2 separate regions of the Homo sapiens genome follow, and region 2 is linked to region 1. Evidence: read pairs that join two places in POLR2A ChIA-PET (ENCODE). Cell type or tissue: PC-9. All regions are shown on one strand. Links, peaks and the distances in the headings refer to the core of each region. The heading gives the core; the rest is flanking DNA.

Region 1 (2,909 bases), core at 307-2,806:
GTTGCCATATGTATTTTGTCTAGTTTTGTCATATATGGCCAGAGGGCAGATCCAGGACCAGTGACTGTGTTCTGACTAGAAGTGGAATCTTTGCTTTAAGTGATGTGTCTTGCGTGTTAAATGTCAGGGGAGCAAGATCCCCCAGTGCTGAACATGGATCCTGTGGCTTCACCAACATGTAGCCCCTAGTGGCTGTTGGTCAATTGTCCCAGCACTGCTGCTGCAGGATTTGATGTTGTTAATGGTGATCTGTAGGCCTAGGCAGAGATGACAAAACAGTGGTTCCCAAACCTTTTTACTTTTCTTTACTTTTTTTTTTTTTTTTTTTTTTGCAACCTCTGTGGCCCAGGCTGGAGTGCAGTGGCACGATCTCGGCTCACTGCAAGCTCCGCCTCCCGGGTTCATGTCATTCTCCTGCCTCAGCCTCCCAAGTAGCTGGGACTACAGGCGCCCACCACCAGGCCCAGCTAATTTTTTATATTTTTAGTAGAGATGGGGTTTCACCGTGTTAGGCAGGATGGTCTCGATCTCCTGACCTCATGATCCGCCCACCTCGGCCTCCCAAAGTGCTGGGATTACAGGCGTGAGCCACTATGCCCGGCCAACCTTTCTACTTTTCTAATTCACCTGAAATACTTGTTTAAAATACTATTTCCTGGGACCCCCCCTCAGACTTGCTCAGTCAGCCTTAGGGGTCTGCCCCTTGTTTTTCAACAGGTCCCCAAAGCGTTGGTCAGCATGCACTGGAAAGGGCTCTCATGAACAATCCTTTATCAGTGCTGTTAAGTCAATATAGAATTAATGAAGACCTGGGGTCTCAGGGTCTGAGTCTTTTTCGTACGGTGTGAAGGCTTGGCTGATACCAGAAACAACCTGGAAAATGTTGGCCTTTTTAACAGTTTATGGTTTTTTGGCTGTCTGCTTTCCTTCCCTTTCTCTTTGTGTTGCTTTCTCCCTCATCTAAGCTTATTCACCTCTTTTATTTTTTTCAGAGACGGGGTCTCACTCTGTTGCCCAGGCTGGAGTGGAGTGGCGTGATCATAGTTCACCACAGCCTCAAACTCCTGGGCTCAGGCGATCCCCCCACCTCAGCCTCCCAGGTAGTTGGTACTACAGGCACACACCATCACACCCAGCAATTTTAAAATTTTTTTGTAGAGATGGAGTTTTGCTATGTTGCCCAGGCTGGTCTTGGCCTCCAGCGATCCTCCTGCCTTGGCCTCCCAAAGTATTAGGATTGCAGACATGGGCCACTGTGCCCAGCCACTTAATTCACCTCTTATACGATAGCATGGTATAAAAGGAAAAATCCAATTATTTGGAACTTCTAGTTCTGTTTGGGTTAATTTTTATGTTTGTTTTAAGTGCTTTACATTCTTCCTTGTTTTTTAGGGAGACATTAGAGAAGCAAGTATTTTCTCTCTGGAGGCAGAAGATGTTTCAGCATCGAGAAAACCGCCTGGCAGAGAGAATGGTAAATGGCTGTCCCTGAGGAGATGTGTGGAGGGGCAGGATCTGATTCAAGCCATTGCACTCACGGCCTCCCCTCCTCAGGAAGTTGCTCGGACCTCACTGGAGGGCCCCTGCCTGTGACTGTTGAGGCAGGGCAGGCTCTGGGGCATCTGTCCTTTCTCAGTGGAGCCTACAGACAGCTTCTGGGCTGGACCACGTCCTGACATCCATTCCTTTTGCCTTAGTCATTATTTGTGGCCTGTAAATTCTTTCCTGGCTTCTGTGCCTCTCTCCTACTTGATTTATTCTGTTCTCTCCTTCCTGTCCTGCCTCAGGCCATCCTTCACGCAGAGCGACAGCTTCTGTATAGGTCTTGGTTCATGTGGCACCAGCAGGCAGCAGCACGTCACCAGGAGCAGGAGTGGCAAACAGTGGCCTGTGCCCACCACCGCCACGGGCGGCTCAAGAAAGCTTTCTGCCTCTGGAGGGAAAGTGCCCAAGGGCTCAGAACAGAGTGAGTGGCCAGTTCTGCCTTACAAGCCTTTCCATCACAGGCCAGCTTTGCTTGTTCTAGCAGCACCATGAGCTCCAAGTGCCTGTCTGGAGGACTGCATTACCCCAGACTCTGGTTGTAAGTTCTGGAAGTTCAACCTAAAAGAGTCTTAAGTAAAACTAGGTTGGCCGGGCACAGTGGCTCACGCCTGTAATCCCAGCACTTTGGGAGGCTGAGGCGGGCAGATCACCAGAGGTCAGGAGTTCGAGACCAGCCTGACCAACATGGAGAAAACCCTCTCTATTAATAATACAAAAATTAGCCAGGCGTGGTGGCGCAAGCATGTAATCCCAGTTACTCAGGAGAGTGAAGCACGGAAATTGGCATGAACCCGGGAAGTGAAGGTTGCAGTGAACCGAGATGGCACCGCTACACTCCAGCCTGTGCAACAGAGCGAGACTCTGCCTCAAACGAACAAAAGTGACCATAGCCAGGGAATAAACTGATGGGCCCATATTGTGATAGCTGACTGCTGCAGATAAGGGATAGGGACAGCAGCTGTGGCCAGTGGGTGGGTTGTGGCAGTTTTTAACCACACCACGTAGTTAAGAGAGAGGAGGGGAGGCAGCCCAGTCACTATAGAGACTGTCCTGCTTTGGGGCCTTTCAGTGTCCACTGTGTGTTCTGAGGATCTCACTCCCTGTCGCACACTGACCATGTTTAACCAGTTTCTCAGTTGGGGGCTTCACACCTGCACATGTGAGCTTCAATGGCACCTGAAGCCCTGGGAAGTTGTAGGCCAAAATTTGATCATAGGTGCTTTTTTCTGAGACTGCAAGTTCTTTGGCAGCTCTTCAGAGAGGGTCTTGGCTCCCCCAAAAACTTAACCAGGTAGGGCTATGGACTATGAGGAGGAACCCATAGAGGGTGCCCTCACTGGGTGGGGGCTGCAGCACTGAGCTCT
Region 2 (2,909 bases), core at 324-2,823, 390 kb before region 1:
GAATCGAGGGGAAATTATTCTTCCCAATACCTTGATTTGATTTTCAGTTTCATAAGCTTCTTCCTCTGAATCTTATTGAGGGACTATGGTACCAAGCAGGTAGGACTGTTCACCTGGTGGAACAGTTCTTGCTCTGCCTTCTAGGCTTCATCCCAGAAATCCAGCCTCTTTCTGGAGACCCCAAAGCTGGAGGGAGATGGGCTTTCCTCTGGGCCTCTCTCCTACTTTGCCATCCACACTGCTCCTGGCTAACCCCAGCAATAACCAACAAATGGTAGGAAGCCCCATCTATTGCTTTTTCTCAATTATGACTGCATAGTTTATGGAAACAAAGATCTTGAGGAAGATGAGGGAAGCCCTCCCCTCTTCACAGTCCCCATCTCTTCTCCTTTGTACCTGTCAACACCAGAGTTCAGTGTTTAAACAGACAAAATATAAAGTATTGAGTAGGTGGTTCATATGCCGAATCCACTTGGTAGGAAGAAACCACCAGCTTTATAGTGTGCCTGATAGATTTTAAACATTCCTGGGCACCCACTCAAGAGTGCTCTTTTTATCACCTTCTGGAAATCCGCAAAGTTGCAGGGGCCTCTGGAGTGTCTCTTCTCTAGAGAGAATTGGTGGGACCCCCCTCAGTGCAGTGGCCCCAACTAGTGGAGGGAGAGAGGACTTAAGTCAGATGGACTCAACAGAAATGGGTTTCCAGAAGAATAATGAAAAGTTGTGGGTAGGAAAATGAATCATTTGGACTCTTCAATGAAATGGAGTGAGCCCAGGAGAGCTCAGCCAACAGAGGCACTCTGGGAACCTGTTAGTAAAGCCAGGCTGGCCAAATGCCATTTGATTTTGAACCTCGTAGGTCCCCACTCACCCTCTGCCAGGAGCTAAGTAAGGCAGGAGAGCTGACTTGGGACTCCTGGCTCGGCCCCAACAGGGAGCCCCCTTCCCACCATCCCTCGGCAAGCTCACCACCTCATCCTTCTGCCAAGGCAGCTTTCCTTTCTTTTGTGTGTTTTCTGTGTTCTTAGCCTCCACCCTCCTCCTGCCACCCTTGTGGACTAGGACCAGGTCCTGACCCCAGTCAGAAAATGATGATATGTACAGTGGCACACCTTAACCAGTCACTAATTTTCACTGTTGTGAAAGTGATTTGATTTAGAATTAAACAAATGGTTTTACATTACTATGAGCTTGGACTTCTTGTCTGTGTTGTGGAGGGCGAGTGGGTGGGGAGTAGTCACACTGGTATGCCCTCCTGGAGGCTCCTGTGCATCCTCCGTAATGTCACACTGAGAACGAAAGTCTTCAAAGAAGCTGGGCATGACTTATGCCTGTAGTCCTAGTTACTCTGGAGGCTGAGGCAAGAGGATTGCTTGAGCCCTGAGTTTCAAGGCTGCATTGAGCTATGATCATGCCACTGAACTCCAGCCTGGGTGACAAAGCGAGACTGTCTCTTAAAAAAAAGGAAAGAAAGTCTTTAAACGACTATTGATAATTAGAGATGATAAATGTAGGCTGGAGGCCTGGCTTCATACACAGCCTTGCCCAATATAAAACCTGTCTGACAGGCAGCCCCAGTCCTGACAAGTACATGGCATTCCTGAGCTTCGTAAGTGACAAGCTGCCACAATAGAGCTTAGCTTGTCACTTATCAGAGCCTTTAGAACAATCAGGTTACTCACTGTCAGCGTCTCTCCATCTGTTTAGTAACAGGGCAGGTGGGCTGTCAGCCAAGTCCTCTCTCTCGAGCAGAAGGTGTGTCCCTCCCTAAGGTTCCTTAGTAGCAGGGTGTAGTGTGAGATGGAAGATGTTGCTGAGGTTACAAATCTGGCCCAGCCTCAGCCTTCCCAACATGCCAGAGCTACAAGTAATTCCTCTGAAAAGAGCTTTTTTTCTTCCTCTTAGATTTTGATCTAACAGTTATCAAATTGAATAGTACCAAGATACAGTGGGGAATGCAAAGGTGAGGGAACTTCAGGAGCTCATAAGCCCAATGAGAAAAGACCAGGTTTTTTTTTTTTTTTTGAAAGATTTTAATTTTAGGCCAGGCATGGTGGCTTACACCTACAAACCCCAGCACTTTGTGAGGCTGAGGTGGGAGGATCGCTTGAGGCCAAGAGTTTGAGACCAGCCTGGGCAACACAGGGAGACTCCATCTCTACAAAAATAAAAAATATTAGCCAGGCACAGTGGTGCATGCTTGTGGTCCCAGCTACCCGGGAGGGAGGCTGAGGTGGGAAGATCACCTGAGCCTGGGAGGTCAAGGCTGCAGTGAGTTGTGATCATGCTAGTGCATTCCAGCCAGGGCAACAGACCCTTTTAGAAACAGGGTCTTACTCGGGTGCCCTGGCTAGAGTGCAGTGGTGTGATCACAGCTTACTGCAGCCTGGAACTCCCGGTCTCAGTAGGTTCTCCCACCTCAGCCTCCCAAAGTGTTGGAATTACAGGTTTAAGCCACCATGCCCGGCCTTAGGTTTTTGTTTTCGATGGGGAAAAAAAAAAAAAAACAGTAGTAGAACAGGACAATAAAGCCTCCATGTAGCCATAACCCAACTCCAGTAACTATCAACTCAGATCAGTCTTGTTGCATCTATACCTCCCGCACGCTGTTCCTCTCCCACTGTCTGAACTATTCGGAAACAAACCCCAGTCATGTCATTTATTAAGTATTTCGATATGCATCTCAAGTATTTTAAAAACAAGCAAAATATGCCGGGCACGATGGCACACACCTGTGATCCTAGCACTTTGGGAGGGTGAGGCGGGCGGATTGCCAGAGCTCAGGAGTTTGAGACCAACCTGGGCAACATAGTGAAACCCCGTCTCTACTAAAATACAAAAAATTAGCCAGGCGTAGCGGTAGGCGCCTGTAGTCTCAGCAACTCGGGAGACTGAGGCAGGAGAATCGC

What was found. ChIA-PET counts read pairs that join two places held together with the same protein. Peaks named below come from ENCODE experiments on the same cell type or tissue, not always from the same donor. Only the 100,000 strongest peaks of a DNase experiment are listed, where the experiment ranks them.
Region 2: POLR2A ChIA-PET joins it to region 1 with 18 read pairs; 1 of 35 experiments calls an interaction of 5 or more read pairs at or near these places.

What each region holds. Positions count from the first base shown.
Region 1 is chr22:31,600,820-31,603,728 of GRCh38, forward strand. It overlaps SFI1 (SFI1 centrin binding protein), which reads left to right. Exons shown (of 33, transcript NM_001007467.3): 16 at 1,393-1,474; 17 at 1,788-1,966. Among named protein-coding and RNA genes, the nearest start is that of MIR7109, 19 kb to the right of the region's middle. In PC-9, for the core only: no CTCF peak of the experiment used is centred there; a DNase peak (open chromatin) is centred at 1,782; H3K27ac peaks cover 808 bases.
Region 2 is chr22:31,205,831-31,208,739 of GRCh38, forward strand. RNF185 (ring finger protein 185) reads left to right here. Exons shown (of 7, transcript NM_152267.4): 7 at 1-1,189. Among named protein-coding and RNA genes, the nearest start is that of LIMK2, 5.0 kb to the right of the region's middle. In PC-9, for the core only: no CTCF peak of the experiment used is centred there; a DNase peak (open chromatin) is centred at 1,651; H3K27ac peaks cover 488 bases.